Linked DNA regions of Homo sapiens: region 2 is linked to region 1. A link is a loop called in an ENCODE intact Hi-C map of the cell type or tissue named here. Cell type or tissue: mammary epithelial cell. All regions are shown on one strand. Links, peaks and the distances in the headings refer to the core of each region. The heading gives the core; the rest is flanking DNA.

Region 1 (8,133 bases), core at 1-8,000:
CATAAGTTAATGGCTTTTCCCCACTGTTCTGATCCACATGGTAATAAAAAGTATCATTTATGGAATGCTTTTTAAGGTTCCAAACACATGAATTATTTCCTTTTATTTTCATAATTCTGAAAAGATTATGCCCATTTTCAAATGAGAAGACCAAAGCTTATAGAGGTTACATGACATGCCCAAGGTCACAGAGTTAGGAATTGTCCTGAGTTAAACCAATACCATTCAACTCCAGTGTCTAGGCTGTCACTGAACCACTTCCCATATATAATTACAGAAAAAGGCTGAATGATTTGGGTTCTGTTTAGAACAGTGTTTTCCTGGAGAGTAGTACATATGCTACTGATGGTACATGAGATATTTTAGGTAATATATGAAGAACATTGTTAATGGTTATAAATTTGTTTTAATCCATATTAGAAATATATGTTATATATTTAATACAACGTAATAGCATAATATAAAACCTGGGATTTCACCCAGAGAAATGAAAACTTATGTTCATACAAAACCTATAGATAAATGTTTATAGCAGCTTTATTCATAATAGCCCCAAACTGGAAACAACCCAAGTATCCTTCAATCAGTGAATAGTTAAACAAAGTGTGGTACATTCACATCATGGACTATTACTCAGCAATAAAAAGATATGAACAATTAATACACAAAATCTGGATGAATGCCCAAAGAATTATGCTGAGTGAAAAAAAGCATATCTCAAAAAATTACATGATGTATATTTCCATTTACATAACATTCTTGAAAGGACGAGAATTACGCAAACAGAAGACAGATTCGTAGATGCCGGTTTAAGAAAGGGGGGACCAGTGGATAGTGGATGTGGCTATAAAACATGAGGGATCCTGGTGTTACTGGAAATGTTCTGTATTCTGACTGTTTCAGTGTCAATATGCTGGTTGTGAAAATATAGTTTTGCAAGATGTCATCATTTGGGGAAACTAGGTAAAGAGCACACAGAATCTCCCTGTATTTCTTTCTTTTTTTTTTGTTTTTTTGAGACAGAGTCTCGCTCTGTCGCCCAGGCTGGATTGCAGTGGCGCGATCTCGGCTCACTGCAAGCTCTGCCTCCCGGGTTCACAACATTCTCCTGCCTCAGCCTCCCAAGTAGCTGGGACTACAGGCGCCCGCCACCACGCCTAACTAATGTTTTGTGTTTTTAGTAGAGACAGGGTTTCACCGTGTTAGCCAGGATGGTCTCGATCTCCTGACCTCGTGATCCGCCTGCTTCGGCCTCCCAAAGTGCTGGGATTACAGGCGTAAGCCACCGCGCCTGGCCCCCTCCCTGTATTTCTTACAATTGCATGTGAAACTATAATGATCTCAACATTAAAATTTTAATTTAAAAAACACCGAAATTTCATGGATATTATTACTTTGGGTGAAGCTAACAAAAAATAGTTAATTGAGGAAGAATATTAGGTAATAATTGTATCACCGTACAGGTGATACTCTAGCACAGTGGTGAACAACACAGACCTCAGGATCAGATAATCTGGACATAAATTATTTAATCTCTCCAAGCTTTAATTTCTTCATGTGTGAAGTAGAGATGAGAATATAAAGATTAAATTATGTTATACACATGAAAGCACTTGGAAGAGTGTTTAGCACACAGAAAGCTATCAGGAAATGTTGTCTATTGTTTAGTCTATTGTGTATAATAAAATATGCCAAAATTATGAAGATGGTACACGTAGTCACTATATATGAGTTTACAGTATGTTATCTAAATGAGTGTTTTATGTAAATGCAGTATTTATGGGGCCTTGGAGGTTACTCCTTATTGACTACCCTAGCAGACTCTCTCATCTTTTATTACTTTCACTTTGAAACTGCCAAATCTAGCAAAAACTATGTCAAACTATCATTGAAATAAGATTGCCAATTTGCCAATATAAGTTAATGGATTCCAACAGTCAGACCTGGATTAAAGTCTGCATTCAGCCCTTGGTCAATTAATTTAAACCATGTCTCAGTTTACTCATAAGTAAAATGAAGACAATAATATAACCTACCTCTAACAGTACTGTGTTTAAATTAAATAGCAGCCAGATTACTATAATTTGGTAACAAAACACCAAGTAGTTGCTTTGGCTTTATTTTTCTGTGATTTGATTCTTGGTCTTCAATTTCATTTTTTTTTTCTGAATTGTATAATTGGTTCACATTTGAAGTTTGTGTTTTAATGATTTAAATTTTTCACTTTTAACTTTTCAGTTTCCCTAATATGAACCATTTTTATTTTGTTTAGATGGCATAGAGCTGTGTCTACCAACTTACTAAAACAAAATGTATTGGTCCCTAAAGAGGAATCATCCAGTGATAGTGACATGGGATTTCATGAAAGCCAGCAAAATCAGAAAAGTAATTTGAAGACGAAAGTGAAGACTGCTTTTGGGAGGATGCTGTCCTACAAGTATAGAAGCAAGCCAGCATGTGCCAGCCAAGAGGGCTCCACTGACCATAAAGAAGCCCTCCTGTCAAACACGCAGAGCCTTCTCCCTAGGATTGTCAAGGAGTTTTCATCTCCCAAGTTATTTACAGCAAAAATGAGAAAGCTCTCAGAGAATGGTAATCATATTTGGGCAATTTGTCTTTGGGTTGAGGCCAAGAGGAAGAGTGAAATTAGGATGGATTATCTTGCTACACCAGTATGGCATCCCTGAGGAGCTTGTCTGAAATGCAGAATCTCAGGCCCTACCTGGGACCTTCTGAGTGAGAAGCCACACTTTAGCAAGATCCTCAGTTGGCTTGTATGTTCATACCGTTGTGTGTGTGTGTGTGTGTGTGTGTGTGTGTGTGTGTGTGTGTGTGTGTGTTTAGATGGAATCTCGCTCTATCACCCAGGCTGTAGTGCAGAGGCATGATCTCGGCTCACTGCAACCTCTGCCTTCCGGGTTCAAGCAATTTTCCTCCCTCAGCCACCTGAGTAGCTCGAACTACAGGAGCGTGCCACCACACCCAGCTAAATTTTGTATTTTTACTAGAGATGGGGTTTTACCATATTGGCCAGGCTGGTCTTGAACTCCTGACTTCAGGTGATCCGTTCGCCTCGGCCTCCCAAAGTGCTGGGATTACAGGTGTGAGCCTTGCTCATACCTTTTGAGAAGCACTGAATTGGATTGCCTTGGAGGTTCCTTCCAGTTCAATTAAACAGTGTTCTAATCAGTTTAAAGTCACTTTTTATTTAAATATATATGTGTGTATATATTCATATATACATATATATATTTATTGGAAAATCAAACTCAAGGGGGATTTTTGGTTTTGTTTCTGGAAAAAGTAGTGATGCAGACTTTCACATGGCTACTTCTAACAGTGGAGGGGGTAGTGAGACTTAAATGAATAAAATGTATAACTGGTAAGTCATAAAGAATGCTCACTTTTATTGCATTTACTTTCTATGTACTGTGTGAAAGAATTAATATTTGAACTGTTAACTTTAAGTCGTTTTTGCAACTAGTATTAATGCCATGTGGCATCCTATGAGTCATGACTAACAATACTACCAATGTTTGCATTCTCATCTGTGGCTTTTAAAAAAATAAATGGAGTCTAGGCCGGGAGCAGTGGCTCACGTATGTAATCCCAGCTCTTTGGAAGGCCAAAGCGGTTGGATCACTTGAGCCCAGGAGTTTGAGACAAGCCTGGGCAATATGGTGAAACCATCTCTACAAAAAATACAAAAAAGATTAGTCAGGCATGGTGGCATGTGCCCGTAGTCCCTACTAGGGAAGCTGAAGTGGGCGAATCGCTTGAATCTGGGAGTCGGAGATTGCAGTGAGCCAAGATTATGCCACTGCACTCCAGCCTGGGCGACAGAAAGAGACCCTGTCTCAAAAAAAAAAAAAAAAAAGAAAAAGAAAAAGTCTATTTTTATAGCACTTTTATATTTACAGAAAAATTGAACAGAAAATGTAGAGTTCCCATATATGCCCTCCCTTCCCTGATCCCCACAGCTCCTGTTATTAACATCTTGCTTTAGAGTGGTACATTTACAATCGATGAACCAATATTGATATATTACTATTATTAACTGAAGTTATAGTTTACATTAGGGTTCCCCCTTTATATTGTGCAGTTCTGTGGGATTTGACAAATACCTACTTTTATGTCATACTCTGTCATAACATACATCCACCATACATCCACCATAATTTCACTGCTCTATATATCCTCTGTAGCTTTTTAATGTCCTTCACAGCACAGAATCAGGAAACACACAGCCCTTCTAGTATATGTAAATATACATACAACCTCACATTTTACACACCATGATCAGGCAACAAAACTGATGTGTGCTTTTTCCAGGAAAAAAAAAACAAAAAAAAACCCTGATGGTTTCCAGCCGACTACTTTCAAACAAACTCTGTGTTCTGGAAAAAGCAGTCATTAATACAAGCATCCAAGCATCTAGCAATTACCTGGTATGGATTGAGCTGTATATTTCTGTTGAAAATAGCAAAGAGGACATGATTCTATATTGCTGGGGCTGGAATTGAAGAATCCAGCAGAAAACAGAGGATCAAATTTCTACTCCTAATCTGTGCACTGGTTTATTTTTATCTTAGTTGGAATAACAAATATCAACTAAGATTTCTCCAGAAAACATGCTCATCCTTTAGGATGTAGCTCAAACATTAATACCCTTTGTTGTGGCCCCAAATCAGTTGCTCTTCCCTGCTGACCTTCAAAACATGTTTTTATCTATTTAACAAATATCTGCTAAGTACTTATTATATGACAGCCACAATATTTGGGATAGAGTAGCACATAGAACAGACATAGTCCCTCCCTCATGGAGAGGCTTTCAAACATGCAGAAAATTACATTTGTTCCAAAGGAGCACAGGATGCTATTGAAAGAAATCATAGGTGCTCTAACTTTAGGGGAGGGGTCTCAGGAAAGGCTTCCCCAAGGAAGGGACAACTAAATTGAGATCTGAAGGATGTCTAAGACATAAAGATGGCTTACACAAGGTGGAGGGGGGAGAACAGTTTCCCAGGAATAAGGGAGAGCATGTTCAAGTCACAATATCAAGAGATCACCAGGCACAATTAGGAAATGAAAGAAATCCAGTGGAGGTTGGAACACAGAGAGCTAAGGGGAGGCTGGTTGAATTAGGTAGTAAGGGTGTCTGTCATAGGACACATTGAGAATTTTTAACTTTCTTCTAAGGGTGATAAGAAACCACTGGATACTTTCAAGCTGGGGATTTATATAATCTGATTTGCATTCTTAAAAGATAGCTTTGGTTATCTTTTAGTGTAGACTGGATTGGATGAGGGTAAGCGCAAATGCAGGAAGAACAATAAGCACCCATACATTCTTTCAGGCAAGGAATGACATTAGCTTGGATTAGTCAGGGCAGTGGGAATGGGGAGATAAAGGGAGAAATAAGCATAGGTAGAAGTTACAAGAGTTGGGGAAGAGTTGGACAGTGAAGGGTTGGGGAGAGGGAAAAATTTCTGGATTGAGCACTGGCTTTGAAGGTGGAGGCATCATTCACTAATATAAGGAGCAATGGACCTGGATTGAAAAATAAGTCATGAGTTCTGGCTAGACTTGCTGACATAAGGTCCCTGCCAAATAGCCAAGTGGAAGTGTCAAGTAGGCTAATGTATTCATTGAGGTCTGAGGCTCCCAGAGAAGTCCTTATCAATGGACTTTAAGCAACAAGATGATTTTAGGTGTGCACACTGCATGAAGAACAGTGTAACACACAGCAAATTGCAAACACCCTTTCCCCAATGCTGTCATCCTTTTGAATACATCAAGGAAAATGTCTCATTTAGTGACCCCCTTTTTTAAGAAAAAGAGAGTACCTGTAGTCCCAGCTGCTCGGGAGGCTGAGGCAGGAGAATGGCCTGAACCCGGGAGGTGGAGCTTGCAGTGAGCCTAGATCATGCCACTGCACTCCAGCCTGTGCGACAGAGCGAGACTCCATCTCAGAAAAAAAAAAAGAAAAAGAGAGTAACCTCAGGTTTAGTGCCTTCTGCAAAAAATAACATAGTTTTGTTTTTAGCATAGTAATTTTAATGCCTGTTTACCATACTAGTCTTAAATTTATGGTAGTGTTTTAAAGTTTCCTTTATAAATACATTTATGGAGTTAAGCACTGAATTGATATGTTTTAAAATGTTAAGGAATCCAAAGTTCACCTGGCTCCTGGATATAGGAAAGACAAATCAATGGTATGTAAATGACTGAGCCTTGAGCCACATTTCTCGAAAATAGATAGAAAATTTGCTTTAATCCACAATGAATACCCAAGGGAGGGCCTTGCATGTTAGAGGGTTACTTTTCTAATTCCACAATGGTTCAGGGGAAAAACTTAAATCTCGAAGAGAGAGAGAGGTGGCTACCTTGTCAAAGACTGGGTTGGTGTCCACTGAGGTCATGACCATAACAAAAGGCAAATGCGTGCAGGAGAAAGTGTAAGATTGGGAAGAGCAAATCAATTTTTTATTCTTAACTCTAAAGAAAAAAAAAGCCACTGAAGCAGCAAGTGATGCTGTCTTCTAAGAATACTGTATTTTTAACAGGAAGAATGTGTTCCTCATTGTGATCCTTACAGATTCCTTTTTCCCCCTTTCTTGAAGCGACTATACAACTTGATGTTGTAGAGGCAGAGACAGAGGAGATAACCCAGGGAAACACACTCCTTCGGGCCAGGAGAACCACCAAGCGGTTATCTGTGACATCTCTTCCTTCAGGACTGCAAAAGGTAAAACGCTAAATGAATTTGCCTCTGAAGACTTACACATAACTCAATGTCTAGAGATTTTGCAAAAACCAAGTTCTGTCCTACCATGAGTCCTCCACAATAAGCCCTTTAAATCTGCTGCTTCTGTCTCCTCTCCAAGAATTTAGGGTACTCTCTGGGTCAGATTCTTCTACTTCTAAGCTCAAACTGTTCAGCTTCTACTACATCTGGGCAACAGTGGATGGAGTTTGGATTTTTATAACTGACTTTCTCACTCTTCAAATGTTAGTATATTAGCATTCTGGCCTATCTGTGCATACTATGTGGAGTGGAACTCATTAGACCAGCACTGTCCAGTGGAACTTTCTGTGAAGATGTAAGTATGCATTGTCCAATATAGTAGCCGTTAGCCACATTTGGCTTTGAGACTTTGAAATCTGGTCAGTGCAACTGAGGAACTGAATTTTTAATCTTAATTTTCATTGAAACTAAAATGTAAATAGCCATATGTACAACACAGACAGTGCAGCGTAGATTATCTAGGACTCTCCAAACCAATGCTTTTACTTATCCATAGGTATGCATGGGTTTTGTTTGTGTGTTTGTTTGTTTTGAGACAGAGTCTCACTCTGTCGCCCAGGCTGGAGTGCAGTGGCACAATTTCAGCTCACTGCAACCTCCGTCTCCTGGGTTTAAGTGATTCTCTTACCTCAGCCTCCCATCTAGCTGGGACTACAGGCGTGCACAACCATGCTTGGTTAATTTTTGTATTTTTAGTAGAGACAGCGTTTCGCCATGTTGGTCAGGCTGGTCTCGAACTCCTGGCCTCAAGTAATCCACCTGCCTTGGTCTCCCAAAGTGCTGGAATTACAGATGTAAGCCACCGTTACTGGCCATGTATGTATGTTTGATCCTAAATTGCCCAGACTATTTTTCAAAAATAGAACCATGAACTATTATTATTATTATTTTAGATACAAGACTTACCTTAAAGCTATGTTCCAAACTCTAAGTGCTTTAAAAATATCAACTCAGATAATCCTTACAATAGCCCTATAACGTAGGTAGCAATATTATTCTTATTTTAGGGATGGTACTGAGAGTTTAAGTAATTTGCCCACGTAAGTGACAGAGCCAAGTTTCAAACCCAGGAACACCTGGCTCTAGAGTCCTTAGTAGTAATTGCCATGCTACAGACTAACTGTACTGTCCAATATGCTAGTCAATAGCTACATGTCACCACCTATGTTAATTAAAATTAAATAAAATTAGAAGTGCAGTTCCCCAGTTGCACTAGCTACGTTTCAAATGGCCAACAATCGCACCTAGTTAGTGGCTGTCCTATACAGCACAGATAGAGAACATTTCCATCTTCACAGAAAGTTCCACTGAACAGTGCTGCTCTT
Region 2 (17,500 bases), core at 5,184-13,183, 89 kb after region 1:
GTTTTCATTTTCTTGATGGCATCCTTTGAAGCACAGAAGTTTAATTTTGATGAAGTTCAATTTACCCATTTGGCTCTGTTTTCATTCTTTTTTAATTTAATTTAATTTAATTTTTTTTTGAGACGGAGTCTTATTCTGTCGCCAGACTGGAGTGCAGTGGCACAATCTGGGCTCACTGCAACCTCTGACTCCCTAGTTCAAGAGATTCTCCTGCCTCAGCCGCCTGAGTAGCTGGGATTACAGGCACGTGCCACCACGCCCAGCTAATTATTGTATTTACAGTAAAGACGGGGTTTCACCATGTTGGCCAGGATGGTCTCGATCTCCTGACCTCGTGATCTGCCTGCCTCGGCCTCCCAAAGTGCTGGGATTACAAGTGTGAGCCACCGCACCCGGCCTTGGCTCTGTTTTTAAAAAGAAATACCTGGTAAGTCAGATTCCAACCCACTAATTGCCCGCTTGTGATTGCTGCTTTGCTGCCACTGCCCCAGAAACCATTTGGAAAAATCCTCATGCTTTTTGAAAATACCGGTTTTCTGAAGAGATGGAGCAAGCTCTGGAAGGCAGGAAAGGCAGATTTCTCACCAGGAGCAATTTTGTTTTGGTTCCCCTTTTCTACTCCTGAAGTTCCTTCACTTAGAACACCTTGATGTAGACGTGGGGGCATAGTAGGAAGTGGACAGAGGATCAAGGTCTCCAGGTCTTGAAAATTTTATGTTTATCAAAAGAGAATATTGGTTAAAATAAAAGATTAAATTGGTGAAAATAAATATTTGTCTTGAGCCATAGATGATGTCATTTAAAATCAGAATGGCCATAAGAGTGTGGTTAGTAATTGTGTGTTTCTAGGAAGAAAGGTTTATGAACCAGTACACCTAGAAGTCATCTGGGGTAAGGTCTTACCCTTTATATTTCTTTGAATGTGTACTTGGGAGGAGAGGAGGACAGGTAACTGTATTCATTCATAGTCATTCATACACATTAGTGAAAAATAGTTAAATCTGCAGGCCTTTACCTCTACCAAGAAAAGGAGAGCTTTACTTTGGAGGTGGAAAGGGAGTGCAAGTTTTTGTGGAACAGTCTGTCTTTTGAGAAGCAGTACAAACCCAGGTAGGCTCCTGGATCACGGTGCAAAGACAGAATGTGGGAAAGTCAAGGGTGTCATGTTTGCTGGATCTATAGCTTTGCTTAGAGCTGGACCTTGGCTGAGGAAAGGAGGAAGAAGCATTTGTGTTGTTCCTTCCCTCTTATACTAACACACCTGCATTGTTCGTCCTAGGTTTCACCCCAAAGGCATTTTGCTGACCAATTTGGAGACATGGTTACAACTCGTCTTATGGTTTGTGGGAAAGTGGGTTCCAGGTTCTAAATAACACCCTTATGTTGGGAATGCAAACTGTTGATCTCTGGGAGACTAAATGTATGTCTCATTGTCACCTTGATTTCAGAGCATATACTCTTAACTCTGAATCCATGAAGTCCTGTGATATAGAGGTGGGGATGAGTTCCCATGTATGTGCTTAGTGAGAGGGTTCAGGAAAGAGTTTGTTAAAGAAATGGAATTTGTGGAAGAACTTTGATTGAACAGCAGGATTTCTGCCAAGGGAGGGAAACTGTTAAAGATGGAGTGTCCTATATGAGCAAAGGCTTGGGAACTGGGAGTTGGATGGGGTTGGGGTGGGGGCATGTTTGAAGTTCTGAATTTGTCATTTGGGCTAGACCATAGACTACCTGCAGGAGGCAACTGAACAGTGTAGAAGTGGTGGAGCTGAGGCAAGGGCAAACTGTAGAGGACCTTGAATGCTAGGAGAGAAGTTTTTATTTATTTTATCCGTCAGTGGGGAGCCCCTAAAAATGTTAGAGCAATCACTAACATGGCTAAAGCCATAATTCAGCAAGATTGGTCTGATAGTATAGCGTACATAGATTAGAATTAGGGCTTACTATGTGACAAGCATGGTGCTAATAGTAATAGCTGACACAGTGTGCTTTTTTGCACTGTAAATTTCTTAATGTTCTTCATAAAGTAGTTACTCTTGTTTTACTCATTTTATAGATGTAGAAATATGCACAGAGAGGCTAAGTGATTTCCCCAGAGTTACACAGCTCGTAGTGGTAGAAGTGGGATTCAGCCTGGGCAGATAGGCCCTAGAACCCACGCTCTTAATGGCTGAGCCCCCAAAAATGGTGATATTTACAGCATTGTCAGTACAAAGGTACATGGGAAATTACGTTTAACAATGTGTTTAACCTGCATTTTATGGTAGCTGACGCAGTACACTAGAACTCTATACAGTCGACTTCCTTTTATAGCTGAATATTGGTCCAACTTTTCCATTCCTTGTCTTTTTTTTTTTTTTTTTTTTTGTAACAGGGTCTTGTTCTGTCATCCAGGCTGGAGTACAGTGGCACGATCTCAGTTCACTGCAGCCTCAATCTCCCAAACTTAAGCAGTCCTCCCCCTCAGCCTCCCGAGTAGCTGGGACTATAGACACATGCCTGCATGCCTGGCTGTATTTTTTTTTTTTTTTTCAGTAGAGACTATGCCTCACTGTGTTGCCCAGACTGGTCTCCAACACCTGAGCCTTGGTCCCCCAAAGTGCTGGGATTACAGGCATCAGACCATCACGCCTGGCCTCCATTCCTTTTCTATAACTTGAAACTTTCTATTTGTAAAAAATTCCTCAGCCGAAAGACTTTAAATCAACATTTCAAATCAAGTTCGTCATAAAATTACAAGCCAGTTTTAAATCCCTAGAAACACTGGGCATTACTAATTACCTTTTATATTATAATTTATTATTACCTTTTATATGTGTATTTTCAAATTTTCTTCTCTTTTCAAGCAATTTGCTATTACTGGTGAATGTTTCTTTGGGAGAGTTCATATGTACATGCAAACATATGATTAAGAAAACAATCCAAAAATTTAAGGGTTTGAGATGTTTAGCAAATGATGCATTTTACTATAGAATGAGTATGTGTACAGGTTGAGTTTTCAAAAAGCTATTTATGTCTTATCTTTTAAGTCCTCACTCTTGCAACTTTCCTTATTATTCCTAATTTTGCACTTGATTGCTATGAATTCCAGCCACTAAGCTGATGAATTCAATTTACTCTTTCCACTGTTCTCCCTCTACTGGAATACTGATATTCATGACAAGCTGTAAGGTACTTCACTAGAGGGAGCATAGTTAAGGAAAGGCATGCCCCTTGTGCAGAATACAGCCCTGGCTCTCTCTGGAGAAGAACGAGGAAAGGGGAAAGATGTAGTCAGAGGAGTGAGAGAGGATTTGAACAAAGGCTCAGCCAATTTTAGGAAGATAAAAAGAAACCAAAGCCAACACATTCCTAATTTAGTGGATCTGAGTTTCTTGTTACTCAAATGACTTCAGTCCTTTGGGGTTGATAATGGAGAATCTCTGTTACCAACCCTGTAATTTACACAGATAAGTATACTGTAGTTAACTGCTTTTCAAGTTTATTAAAATGTTGTACTGGGACTGGTGGTTTTTTCCAATTGAAGACGGTTGTGTGGGATCTTGTATCTTAGAAATGTTTTGGGTAGTTTTAGCCTTTTTACATTAAACTGGATTTAATGTAGGAAAGGTCAACTTTTTGTTTTGTTTTGTTTTTGTACATTGTGATACCTTTGGCCTTGGAACAAAACATTTTATGAGTGCAAAGAATCCTTTTTGTAAAGAGAGACTTGTTAGCCTTGGCATCTACTGAGAACATCCCTAAATTTGGGTGACGAGATAAGACCACATTTTAAATATGTCCTTGGAAGGGATGAAATGCACAGAATTAGCAGTACTTCACCTCTGACAGCCCAGTTCTTAAGCCATAGACAATCTAGTTGGTGGTGACAGTTTTGATGAATTGTTTCCCCTACTTACTACTTTTCTCACATACTCAGTGAAATTACTATCTTGTGTTCACCCTGGTGCCTAGTAGAGTGCCTAGTCTGTAGCAGGCAATCAGGAATTGTTGGATAAATTGAATACTCATTATTCAAGCCATATAAAATGAATTATTACTTAAGTTTTCAGACAGTGAAGTTCCTCAGAGTTACAAGGCATCATCAGAAATGCACTGGCAGAAGCACTGATTGATATTATACAGGCATAATACTATATTAAAATAACATATTAAGTGAATGTAAATTGTATTGGCCTGGTGTGGTGGCTCATGCCTATAATCCCAACACTTTTGGAGGCCAAGGCAGGAGGACTGCTTGGGCTCAGGAGTTTGAGACCAGCCTGGGCAACATAGTGAGACCTTGTCATCTCCACACACACATACACACAAAAAAAATTTATACACAGTTATATTCTTTTTATAATTTGGTGGTATGGAAAGGGGATTATCTAGGTAAGAGGTCATCAAGTTCTTTACTGTGGGACTGTAGGTAATACAGCTAAGTATTGGGTTTCTGTTGTACTCTTGTTTATAAACAGTATGCTTTGCATAAGGAATGCTTTTAAAAGTTGCCAAAATTCAGATATCAGATGCAGTGTGTCAGCTTGCTGTTTTGACTTTTTTTGGTGACTCATTCCAACTTTAAGGAAACTTCTAACGACTATGGATATCAGAACATTTCTAGGAGTTAGGACTTTTTTATGGGTGAAGAAAGAGTGGGTAAAATGCATTGGCTGCAGCAAAAGAGAACTGGTTGAAGAAATACCAGGAAATGCCCGTCAATCTCTTGTCTGCACATCCTCTTCAGTTTGATAGTAAGTTTCCTAAGGGATTGAGCTGAATTGCTCAGTTTAATATAAGACACTTATTTATAGTGCTTATTTATGAGATTCCTCAATAATTGATAGCTTGCTATTAGTTTTGAGTATTGAGGTACTCAATAATTGGTAACTGCTATTTGTAATAATTTCCCTTAATAACGATCATAATGCCAAGAGGATACTTAATATTTTTCATTTTAAGCCCGCTTGTGTTTTATTAAACCAATCAAAAACTTTGAAGAAAAAAAGAGGTATCAAGCAGGAATTGGGAAAGAAGTTGAAGTACTCTAAATTGCTGCATTGATCCCCATTGGCTAGAAGTCATATTAGTGAATCTTGAAGTAGTTTCACATCCAAAAGAGGAAAGTCAAGCAATGTCTTGAGGAAGTAGGACCATACTTCATGTTTGCCATTCTCCTTATTTTTGTTCTCACTCTGTAGTTTCAGGGATCTGAAGAGCTGTACTCAACAAGCAAGCTCCCTTTGTTATCTATATGGCTTGGTGGCCGCAAGCTTTTCTTTTCAATGGTAGCTTCAAATGCCGTTAAAATCCAAATTTTCGTTTTTCTTAAGTGTAGAATTTCACAATTCCAAGTAATAAATTGTGTACTTTAGGAAAACAGAGGTTGGGTGTTTTCATGTAATTATTCAGATTTTGCAGTGATTTGGAATGAATGAAAAATTGAAAATCTGCATAGGGGTCATCTAAGCTATGTTAAAAGTTAGAAGGGAACTCTATTCCTGTCAAGGGAATTATATGTTTTACTCCTGTGCATTTTTCTCATTGATAGTCTTATGGAGGAAGTTAAAGCTGTAGAAATGATTTTTAAAATTAAATCTTTCCAATCATTTCTACTATTTTGGTTATTTTGATAAGGACAGGAAGTAACCATGGTTTCACTTTTTGGACTTGTTTGCACGCAATCCAGGAAAAAATTTTACAGACTTATTTCTAAATCTTTCTAAAATAAAAATGTGTGTGTGTGTGTGTATGTGTAAGTATGTGTGTGTGTGTGCGCTTTTAAATTTTGAACCCCAAACCCTCTCTAGCAATCCCACCTTATGTTTGGGTTGCAGTGACATTTCTTTATTAATTTTTATGCTTATGTAAACTTCCTGTGTTTCTGCAAGTTGGACCAACAAAGAAGTTGGCTACCTCTGTCACATCAGATGTTTGAGGTACAAAAAAAAAAAGAATTCCACTTCCTCCCCATCTAGTCAGAGAAAGCACTTGTGAGCAAGCATCTCTGACACACATTACAGGAGTTGATACTACTGCAGTGTGAAACATGCGTGAAACATGCTGATAAGAATCACTGTTTTTGTCTCAGGCTTCAAATTTTCACATCAATTTGAGAAAATAGTAATATCAACAATTATTGAAAGTGGTGTGGTCTGCTACTGTTTCAAGTATTTTTAATGCTTTAGGTCATTAAGTAGCCTTTTATTTTGCCATCTGTAGCCTATCGCTAAGCAAATGTTGTGTATGTTGGGGAGGGGTGCTAAGTTTTGCGGGCCAATGCTTAATTTAGTGAACAAAATTTGACCGAAAACAGTATTTTCTAAACATGTTTTGTAGGAATTCCTTATATTCTCCTAATCCCTAGGGTCTCGTCCTGCCCAAGAAAAGACAACCATAAAGAGGGAAGGACTAACAACTCAAGTTAAAAATGAATCAGATTTTTACTTTTGGGGTGAATGAATCACTTCCAGAAACTTGGGGTGGTGCCTCTAAAATATGTACACGGGTTAAAGCTTCTCTCGGTTTGTTTCACTCTCCTCCATTCCCTCGCACACTGATCTCATGTTCTCTCTTTGCTGGACGAATTCAAGTTCCCCAGGCGCACAGTGTGACTTCCAATTGCGGGTCGGGGGCACACATGTGGGCGGCGTGGCGTGCACACGGTACTTCGTCCTGACACCTGGGCAGACACCTGGGAGGCACTTCCCCGCTAGCCCAAGGTTCCCTGCACGCCCGGAGTCCGCTCTGCGGCGGCTTCCCATTCATGCTTTTGACAACTCTGCGGCCGCCCGCAAGCCGAGGGCAAAGTGCCCCCTGCACCAGCCTCTCCCGCGCTGCCCTGGGGCCGGCCGGCCGGCTCCTCCATAGGTGGCTGCATTTCCGACTTCGCCCTGGCTCCAGTCCGGGGGCTTGACGTGCAAACTTCGCCGGAGCGAGCTGAGAGGGAGGGACCGGCAAGTGGGAGGAGGCGGCGGGAGGCGTCTCCGCTTAAGGGAGCCGGCCGGGTGCCGCCGCTCGGACGGACGCGCGGACGGAAGGAAGGAGCGGGGCAGCCGGGCCGGGCCCGGGGATGCAAGCGGCCGAAGGGTGGGCAGCTGGAGGTCCTGGGGTGCGGCTCGGGCTTCCCCGCGCGGGCTGCCATGGTGGGGCGCGGGGTTGGAGCCGGGCCGCTCCGGCGCTGGCCTCCGCGCCAGGTCCTCTGAGCAGAAGCAGGCAGGGGACCCAGCGCCGCGGTGGCGGGCCGCCTGCTGCCCGTCCCCTCCCTCGGGCGGCCGCGGGAGTCGAAAGCGAAAGCTAGCCCGCGCCGCGGACTTTGAGCCCGGGGCGGGGGGTGGCCTTGAGGAGGCGGGCTCGGGGGGCTGGGCGGCCATGGGGGCGCTGTCAGCGTGCCCCACCCGGTCCGCGGGCCGCGCACGCCGCCGGAACTCCCTGGCGCCTCCTTAAAAAACGGCCCCCGCGCGACTCTTTCCCCCTTTTTTTTGTTACATTGTAGGAGCGGAAAGAATGTCGGAGCGGGCCGCGGATGACGTCAGGGGGGAGCCGCGCCGCGCGGCGGCGGCGGCGGGCGGAGCAGCGGCCGCGGCCGCCCGGCAGCAGCAGCAGCAGCAGCAGCAGCAGCAGCCGCCGCCTCCGCAGCCCCAGCGGCAGCAGCACCCGCCACCGCCGCCACGGCGCACACGGCCGGAGGACGGCGGGCCCGGCGCCGCCTCCACCTCGGCCGCCGCAATGGCGACGGTCGGGGAGCGCAGGCCTCTGCCCAGTCCTGAAGTGATGCTGGGACAGTCGTGGAATCTGTGGGTTGAGGCTTCCAAACTTCCTGGGAAGGACGGTGAGTGTCCACGCCCTCCTCCCCCCTTCACCCCCTCGCGACCCCCTCCTCTCTCCTCCCCTCCCCCCTGCCCCCCTCCTGTGACCCGCCCCCTCGAGGGGCAGAGATGCTATCGTTTGCTGGGTTGCGGAACGCGGAGGTGCCCACACCTACCCCGTGCGTGCGTGAGTGTGCGTCACACTCCTGGCCACTGACCTGCCTCTCCCCTCCTCCTGTGTGTGTATATCTCCTAGGGACAGAATTGGACGAAAGTTTCAAGGAGTTTGGGAAAAACCGCGAAGTCATGGGGCTCTGTCGGGAAGGTGAGTCCAGCCCCCCTGATGGAGTTTGTACAAACCCCTGGGAAGTTTCATTGACAGTTCACTGGGACCGGGAACATCAGCCCACCATACCGACTCCCCGACTCCCCGTGCCTGCGAAGATGCTGCCTGAGGAGGGAGGGAGGGGGCAGAGCGCTTGGAAAGTTTGGTTTGGGGGCCTCCTGTAATGAGAGCGTCCGGAATCCTTCTGTGACCAGGCAGGAGCAGCATTATTGGTGATGAGCGCTGGGAACCGGCGGGAAGTTTAACCTAGATCTCTGCATTTCTGACCTCCTTACGGAGAAACAGGAGTAGAGGAAGGAATTCTCAGCTTTGAAACCTTTCCACGAATGCTTAGGGGACATTTTCTGTTGGCAATCGAAACGAATTTTGAACTTAAAGAAGATGCTTTACCTATGCAGTCTTATTTCTGTAGGATTTAAGGTACAAGTTGGGGATGTTAGAAAAAGGTCATCATAACCCGGAGTGCATTTTGGTCAGATTTTTTGCGAGCTGCCAATATCACGGGGGAAAGAAAGCCAGAATTTTATTTGGTCAAATAAGCCTTTACTGCCCGTGGCTGGTGAAATCAGGGTCTAATTATTTGTTAGTTTTAAACTGTTTGGTAAAAAGATACACTAGGGAAATAGGGTATGCCTCCAAATGAAAGTCAGGCCAGGTATCTGGAAAGTGTCAGACTTTTTCTTGAGATTTTCTTTTTCTTTGAATAGTAAGCTTTTGTTGTCTAATACCTGCACTAGGCCTGGGCATACCGTGGTCAGAAAGGACTTCTGAAGTCCAGTGAACTTCGGGTTCAGTTTCAAGTTATTCTTTCAGTGAGTTAGGACAAGGCTTTGAGTGAGGTTTGGCCCCGGAATACTGAGTTTATAGTCCCCGAATGCAATTTTATTTCTCACTCGTAGCCATTTATTTTGCAGAATTGTTGTCTATGGCCCAAGGATAGGTAGAACTTTGGCAACTGGAACATTTTTAAGTCCAAAGTTTGCCCATTGTTACTGTCTTCACATTTCCTTCTCGCTTTTCACACCTGCTTTTTCTTCACTTAACTCTGTTTCGGTTTTTTTGAATTGGGCGCTTTTTGGCCTCTTGGCACTCGGAGGAAGAGTAATACCAGTGACAGCCCGATGAGAGCTTCCAATTGGAACAGATTATAGAACAAATTAGTTGATTTTTAAAATGAGAATTGCTATTTGAGGGTAAAGGAAAGCAAGGGAAAGCACAGGACTTGTTGATGATGTTGCAATATGAAAAATCAGTTGCTAGTCCGGTTTTAGTGCTGAATTGGCAGCCTGCCTGGGCTTAAAAAATTAAAATCACTAGGTGGCAACTCTCACAGTAAGCAGTTAGAGTAGAACTTTAGAGGACCTGACCTACTCTTGTTCTTAGTTTTCATTCTCTGGGTGTGGATACATATCCTATAAAACGTTTCTAAATCTGTGTGAAAACAAGATTGTAATTATCAATAATTCTGCTGTAAAGGATGAGTTAAGTGTATTAATGTTTCAGTGGGTACCTTGAGCTGGACAGGGACCCAACCAAATTAAGGGGACTGTACCTCATTTTTGCTAGATATATTATTTTCTGTTGGGATACTTTTATCAGCATGTTTTTCATGAAGAACTAAGACGTTAAACTACCTACTTGAGGCACAAAAGGGACATGGATCTTGTTAGTGTTTTGTTTTGTTTTTTGAGACGGAGTCTCACTCTGTGGCCATGCTGGAGTGCAGTGGTGCGATCTTGGCTCAGTGCAACCTCCACCTCCTCAGTGCAACCTCCACCTCCCAGGTTCAAGCGATTCTCCTGCCTCAGCCTCCCGAGTAGCTGGGACTGCAGGCGGCGGGCCACCACACCCAGCTAATTTTTTGTGTTTTAGTAGAGAGGAGGTTTCACCACGTTGGCCACGATGGTCTCAATCTCCTAACCTCGTGACCCACCTGCCTCGGCCTCCCAAAGTGCTGGGATTACAGGTGTGAGCCACCGCCTGGCCCTTGTTAGTGTTTTTTAAGGGTTCCCCTCCTCCCCCTTTTAAAGTTGTTCTAACCATTTAGAGGATGCTGTAGCTACCAGGCCACTTGGAACGTACACCTGTCTGAGTTGAGACCGAAGTTTTAAATTCAGTCAGTTCTTCATTTGTTTGTGACTTTGCGGATTATGTGGGGATATTTTAAAATCCAAGTTTGAGGATGTTCAGCACTCACTCAGTGGACCTTTATGTTCTCCTAACAGACCATTGTAGGCTGCTTCAGAAATGAAAATACATTTAATATTATCAAAACTTATTAGACTATTATTCATTCATTGTCTGCTTAAAATTATCAGCTACCAAGAAAAGATGTTTTGAAGTTGAATCCATACTGATTCCTCTTGTTAAATTGAAGAAATATGTAGATAAATTGATCATGTGAGTGAATCACTGGAAGTCAGAAATGACCCTTTATTTATTTTTTTTTTTTTTTGAGACGGTGTCTGACTGTTACCCAGGCTGGAGTGCAGTGGCAAGTTCTCGGCTCACTGCAACCTCTGCTTCCTGGGTTCAAGCGATTCTCTGGACTCATCCTCCCTTGTAGCTGGGATTACAGGCACGCACCACCACACCTGGCTAATTTTTGTATTTTTTATAGAGATGGAGTTTCATTCACCATGTTAGTCAGTCTGGTCTGAAGCTCCTGACCTCAGGTGATCCACCCGCCTCAGCCTCCACGAAGTGCTGGGATTACAGGCATGAACCACCACCCCCGCCAGAAACTCCTCATCTTGAAATATCTCTAGGAATATGCACTTGACTTGAATTCTCCAATGTGCAATTTTGGACCTAGGGGTTAGAAAGCCTGGATGTGAGAGAAAGCTGCTTAACCTTGCATTAGTTATTTCATCTTTCTGAATATACTTTCCCTCTTTGGAAGATAATACTACCTACTTCCCAAGGTTATTGTAGGAGCTGAAATTAAATTAGATAATATGTGAATGACTCAGTACACACTAATTCCTTTTAACTCTTTCAACTGTTGATAACCTGACTTCTTAATTCTATATTTCTAGGTACAGGGTTTTAAAATCTGTGACCTTTGAAAAGGCTTCAGGGGATTGTAGTTCCCCTGAAATTGTATGCAAAATAATATGTCAGTTTTCTAGGGTAGGTGTTCACAGCTTCCCTTGGATTCTCAAAAGGATCATTTACACGTCCCCACCCCTAAAATTCAAAACTGCTAAGCTAACCTCTCTGCCTGTTTTTTCTTTTCACTTTTTCCTCTTGTAACACATTACTTTGACCAACTCCTATCAGGCAAGACTACCCAAGGGTTAATGCTGTGGCAGAAGGTTGGAACTCTTGATTTAGATGGAGGGAAATTATTTGTGGTTTAGGTAGTAAACCTACCCAAGGCAAGAATACCCAAGGGTTAATGTTGTGGCAGAAGGTTAGAACTCTTGATTTAGATGGAGGGAAATTATTTGTGGTTTAGGTAGTATATCATTCCCTCTTCTGCCATTTGGCACAAGTAGGCAAATGTTAAGACAAAATTTGGTTATTTTTCAGAGGTCAACCTAGTTTTGTTTGCATTCTTGTATTTGTATTGCCTTATTCTTGTTCTGTAATTTGCAATATTAGTTGTTAGCATGATTAATTTTGGTGGGAAGAAATTGGTAATACATTTTGACTTTTTGTTGTTGTTGTTGTTATTGTTGTTGAGATGGAGTCTCGCTGTGTCGCCCAGGCTGGAGTGCAATGGTACAGGCACGATCTGTGCTCACTGCAACTTCCGCTTCCTGGGTTCAAGCGATTCTCCTACCTCAGCCTCCCAAGTAGCTGGGATTACAGGCACCTGCCACCACGCCTGGCTACTTTTTGTATTTTTAGTAGAGACGGGGTTTCACCATGTTGGCCAGCCTGGTCTCGAACTCCTGACCAGAAGTGATCCACCCACCTCGGCCTCCCAAAGTGTTGGGATGACAGGTATGAGCCACTGCACCTGGTTGACGTTTTTGAAATGATTAAACGTCAACCCTGGTTGATGTTTTTGAAATGATTAAACGTTTTTGAAATGATTAAGACAAATTACTGCTTTTTCCCCCAAGGTGATTTGTGAAATTCCGGACTTCCACAGATTTTGGATTTGTGAAAGTTAACAAAATTATGTTTAGATTGAATTAATTGGTACTAATAACTGATTAGGGTTTCTATATTAGTGCCTGAATATTTAGAGACCCTTAAAAAATAAAAACTTTAAATGCCTTAGTTGCACAGCAGATTTTAAAACCTATATTGTGTCATTGTAGGAGTCAACAATGGTATTGGGAAAAATGACATCTTCTTTGGGAAGCTGTCCATAACTTCTCTAAGTCTAACCGTTGTGTGGTATCAAAGTACTCTGTACTTTTTCTTTCTGCATTCTACGTGTCAGCATTTGAAACTCTGCATTATGTGATGGCTCCTTGTTAAGAGAGTAAGTTCCCTGAGGGCAGGAGTGTTGTTGATGAAGGCATATTCAGCTCCTGCACACCATTGTGCTCAGTAAATATTTGCCCCAAAAGTGGATGAGTAGAGCTACTAGGAAGATTGAATTGAGTCACTCTAGTGTGTGATTCAAATGACCAATTTTTCATTGTATTGTGACTCCAAAAGAAGACAGTATTCTGTGTGTTTGTGTGTTTAGGGGGTGTTGCTGTATGGCCCCAGGGGAGGCCAGAAGGTTTCAGCACTTTTCGTTGCTCTGTCCTTAATATAGTGCTCCATTTACACTTTCCAGAAAGGGTACAGACAGGACATCACCTCTCTTATCTTTGATATTTAGGCAAAGAAGTAGAATAGCAACCCAGTGTGATGTCCACACTTGATGACAGGTTATTTCCTTCTCATAATTAACCTGAACGTGATTGAGCCTGGGGCAAGATGGAAAAGTGTGTGGTTAGCACCTGTAGGCAACTAGAGTTCAAAACAAACAAACAAACAAACAAACAAAACAGGCTTGCTAGGAGTTGGATAGCCTCAGTAAACACAGACTGAGTCAACAGAGTACCACCTTTTTTCTTTCCTAGGGGAAAAAAATGGTTCATGGTTAATTAATGGAAAACAGGTGTTTGTGAAGTATTTTACTGTTAAAGGTACTACATTGTGGGTATAATATCCTCTCCCTTAAATAGCATTTCTGTTTTTCTCTAGGGTTTCTTTTGTCTTCTTTTCTCCTCAACTGTTTCTTATGAACAATTTGAAACATACAAAGTAGAGAAAATATTTTAATGATCCTCCTTGTATCCATCACACAGTTTCAGCAAATAATGAGTCATGGCCCAGTCTTGCTTCACAAACTCTGCCCTACTCCCCACAGTGAATTATTTTGAAGCATATCATTTCTTTTGGTTTTTATTTTCTGCTCACATGGACTTCAACTTATTTCCTGCAAAATGGAGGCTTTTTGTGTTCTGCACCTTTCTTTTGAGGCAAGTCAGGCTACCATCCCTGATCCTCTCTGTGGGTGTGTAAAGGTTCTGCAGATGGCAGTACTTGCAGTCTGCTTATATCTTATGTGCAGATATAAACCAAGCCTCAGACAGGAATCGGTAAAATCCAAGTTCCCTGCCTCAGCATCACCTCGTGCTTGTTGAACATTAATGCACATGTAAGGAGCAGTCAGGTGATTTGGTTACAGATCGCCCACACTTAAGAAACACCTCCATAGATGAGAATCAGCGTGGCCGTGACAGTGGGCATTGTCCTTGCTGACAGCTCCTGTGCGTGTCTCCTTCCTTGTAAGCTCTTCACTAACGCGTAGGTGCAGGAACCCCCAGAGACCCAGAAAGACCCTCCTGTAGCAGGGACTTTTCCCCAGTTGCAGCGTGTGGGCCAAATCTTGCCTGCATGGTTTTTGCATTGCATTGGTTGGAATAAAAACTCAAAAGATTTCATGACATGTGAAAATTATATGAGACTTCAGTGTCAGTGTCCATAACTAAATTTTATTGAAACGTAGTGACGGGCATTCATTTACTTGTCTGTGGCTGCTTGCTGCATACAGTGAACAGCAGAGTTGACTACACACAACAGAGACCATATGACCCACCAATCCCAAAACACTTACTATTGGTTCTTTACAGGAAAAGTTTGCTGACCACTGTTCTGATGAATTCCTTGGTTGATAAAAGGAAACCCAATCTGCAGAATCGCAGAATACAGTCTTATTATTCTTGAACTGTCTATTTTGAAGGGGAGAATCTTCAAAATAATAAAATCCGTTAGTCTTAAACCAAGAGTTCATTCAATATTAAAGAAACATGTTGAGTTAGAAGGAAATAATGGAGAGTAGAAATGGTTTCACATAAGAAGGTTGCTGTCTTTGTCCACTTTTATCATTCACTATCTTTTTTTTTAATTATTATACTTTAAGTTTTAGGGTACATGTGCACAATGTGCAGGTTTGTTACATATGTATACATGCGCCATGTTGGTGTGCTGCACCCATTAACTCGTCATTTAGCATTAGGTATATCTCCTAATGCTATCCCTCCCCCCTCCCCCCACCCCACAACAGTCCCAGGTGTGTGACTTTTTTATGGCATACACCTGGTTGGGAGCAGTTCACATACAGAGCACGAATAGCGCTGTTATTGCCCCAGCTTCCAAGAGCCATGGACCATGAGAATGGTGCTTGTGTTCTGTTAAGCCCCTCATGGTATGTAAATATGCAAGAGAAAGAGTCCAGAACTTTCATGGAATTTCCATTCAAATTCTCCAGAATCGCTGCCCCTGAGCTGGTTTAGAGAAGCTGAAGCCTTGTTACAGGTCTTAGGAGTTATAGGAAGAATTCACGGGGAAACAAATCTGCATTTTGATTGGAGAAGAAGGCAGACGTTGTTCTTTAGGCCCCATATCTTTATAATTTTGTGCTTACTGGAAAGTAACACCTGGCACAATCCATGCTGAATTTCTGAACCCTCATGTTTCGCAATTCATGGAGACCATGCACATGTTTCCATGTGCACAGTAGGATGGGGTTCCCAAGCTGTGTCCAATTTACAGTTTTGATTGGTTCTTGTAAACTCTAATCTCAGGAGGGAAGTATGAGGTATTTATAAATCACAGTCCTGTGATCTAGGTATCACCATTATCTCCATTTTACAGATGAGGAAACTACGACTCAGAAAAGTGAGGTAGCCCGCTAAGATCACAAAGCATGTAAGAGGCCCTGTAACCCAGATCTGTCTAATTACTCCACAGCTCACATGCTTAACCATTCTGCTGTTCCGAGCCCTTTCCAGAATGTACATGGCTTTTCATGAGCTTGAGCAGGTCACCCTAACCTTTGTTTTTCTTATCCTTGTCTAGAAATACTGACCTTTACCAAAAGCCATTTTTTTTAAGTAAAAATATCAGAGCCTTTTCTTGCTGTGCCTTACAACAGTCGGTGTGTTGTATTTAGTTGTTCTTTTATAACATTTTTTCTTTGAGGGGGAGGGGAAGTATCTACAGTTTGCATTAGAAGTAATGGGCTTTTTAAAAAAAGATTAAATGAAAGCTAAGGTTGCAGCAGATAGCAAACACAATCATCTGGGATTTGTGCCATTAAAAAAAATTCCTTTAGAAAGGGAGAAGTGAAATTTCACTATTTAAATAGCATTTCAGTGCAAGATTGCTTTTAATCACATTGTTGTTGAAAGTTTTTATTGCAGTATTTCTAATAAATGTGCCCCTCTGATTATTAAAGTATTTTTTGATTGAAGTTCTAAGAAAAAGAAGCCTGTTAGTAGACTTAGCAGTTGGAGTTACTGTACTTTTGAGAAAAAGGCAGAGGGTTACATTTATATTCATCTTGTACAGCAGGGATTATAATAAATGAGCAGAAGAAGGAGAACGATTTTTGCATTTCACCCACTCATAACGTAAAACTAGATTAAGTATTCTTGTTCTTCTTTGTAATAAAGACCCTGCTAGCATGAAATGTTTTTTTCTCTTATATGTAAGCATATGGCAAGGAAAAAGCACTAGTTCATTATCAATTAGATTCACAATCTTAAAACAGAAACTATTTCCCTCCCAGGTTATACAGATGTTTTCCATAATCCTGAACTCCAGTCATGCAACAGAAAAAAAGGTAATGCTTTTAACCAGTGGTCCCCAGGCTTTATATTTCAAACAAGAAAGTTTCAGAAATAATTTGGGGACTCCAGACATACGGTTGTTGGCAATTTATATGTACTTCCCCTCAAAAAAGTATGAGAACATTGTTTTGGAATAAAGGACAGTCCTTTAATTGTGAAAAAGCACTGTGGTCTTCGCAGAGAAGAGTATCTATTTTGGTGTTTGAGTACCATAGCTTTAAATCATTATTTCCAAAAGCGTGTTCCAGGGAACCCTGTTTCTGTGTGCTCTTGGTTGGTGTTATGCAGAAAAGAGGTTCCATATGGCAAGTTTGCAGAAGTTAGCTTTACACAGAGACAGTTCTGGGAACCCCAGTTCTAGAATTAAGCCTGGGCTCAAATCTAAGATCTAGTAGGTGAGCAATTTGAAGGAAACCGCATAGCTTTACTGAGCCTCACTTGACTCAGGTATAAAATGAGAATAATGCTAGTAACTAATAGGGGTTGGGAGAATTAAATGATATAATGCAGGTTATCAGTAATGAAAGCACAGTGTCACAAGCACGCCTTTAATCAAGTCATCAGCCAGGACTGTCAGAGGAGCAGCAGAAAGTGAAATGCCAGTTTTGCTTTAGCACACAAGGTGTAGGCAGTGAGAGGAAACTCTGGCATGACAGAGTGTAGCAAATGAACCGCAGTTTTTTTCTTTTTCTTTTTTTTTCTTTTTTATTCTTTTGAAACAGGGTCTTGCTGTATTGCCCAGGCTATAGTGCAGTGGCATGATCCATGGCTCACTGCAGGCTTGACTTCACTTCCTGGTCTCAAGCAATCCTCCCATCTCAGCCTCCTGAGTAGCTGGGGCCACAGGTGCACACTACCATGCCCGGCTAATTTTTGTATTTTGTTTGTAGAGACGGGGTTTCACCATGTTGCCCAGGCTGGTCTCAAACTCTGGAGCTCAAGAAATCCTCCCACCTCAGCCTCCCGGAGTGTTGGAATTATAGGCATGAGCAATCATGCCCAAACCTCAGTTTCATGCCTTCTTGGACTCTAGTAAAAATGGGAAGTGGGAGGTGACATTTCTTAGTTCCTCCTTTAGCCACCTCTTTGACTTGCAGAGAGAAGCATGATGTGGGTATTTACTTTTTCCTGCTTATGCAGAGTTGTACTTGCTCATCTTCTGGAAGCCTGTAGTTTGTGCTTCTTTATGCTGCTGCTTGTAATGTTTTTCAAACCCCCTTTTTTCTGGGCAAAAAAGGTAAATTATAGGCAATGTAATAAAGTCATCATGAAGG

What was found. Peaks named below come from ENCODE experiments on the same cell type or tissue, not always from the same donor. Only the 100,000 strongest peaks of a DNase experiment are listed, where the experiment ranks them.
Region 2: it touches region 1 in a loop (5-fold over the local background); 4 of 110 quality-filtered maps call a loop at or near these places.

The regions. Positions count from the first base shown.
Region 1 is chr3:63,820,978-63,829,110 of GRCh38, forward strand. C3orf49 (chromosome 3 open reading frame 49) reads left to right here. Exons shown (of 7, transcript NM_001355236.2): 2 at 2,273-2,592; 3 at 6,624-6,748. Among named protein-coding and RNA genes, the nearest start is that of C3orf49, 5.7 kb to the left of the region's middle. In mammary epithelial cell, for the core only: no CTCF peak of the experiment used is centred there; a DNase peak (open chromatin) is centred at 3,614; H3K27ac peaks cover 1,688 bases.
Region 2 is chr3:63,905,111-63,922,610 of GRCh38, forward strand. It overlaps ATXN7 (ataxin 7), which reads left to right. Exons shown (of 13, transcript NM_001377405.1): 3 at 7,478-7,813; 4 at 8,047-8,115. The coding sequence starts at 7,489. It also overlaps SCAANT1. Among named protein-coding and RNA genes, the nearest start is that of ATXN7, 50 kb to the left of the region's middle. RefSeq lists enhancers at 6,542-6,621, 16,891-16,990 and a silencer at 6,952-7,791. In mammary epithelial cell, for the core only: a CTCF peak has its summit at 9,438; DNase peaks (open chromatin) are centred at 6,941, 7,371, 8,011 and 9,411; H3K4me3 peaks cover 2,227 bases; H3K27ac peaks cover 4,054 bases.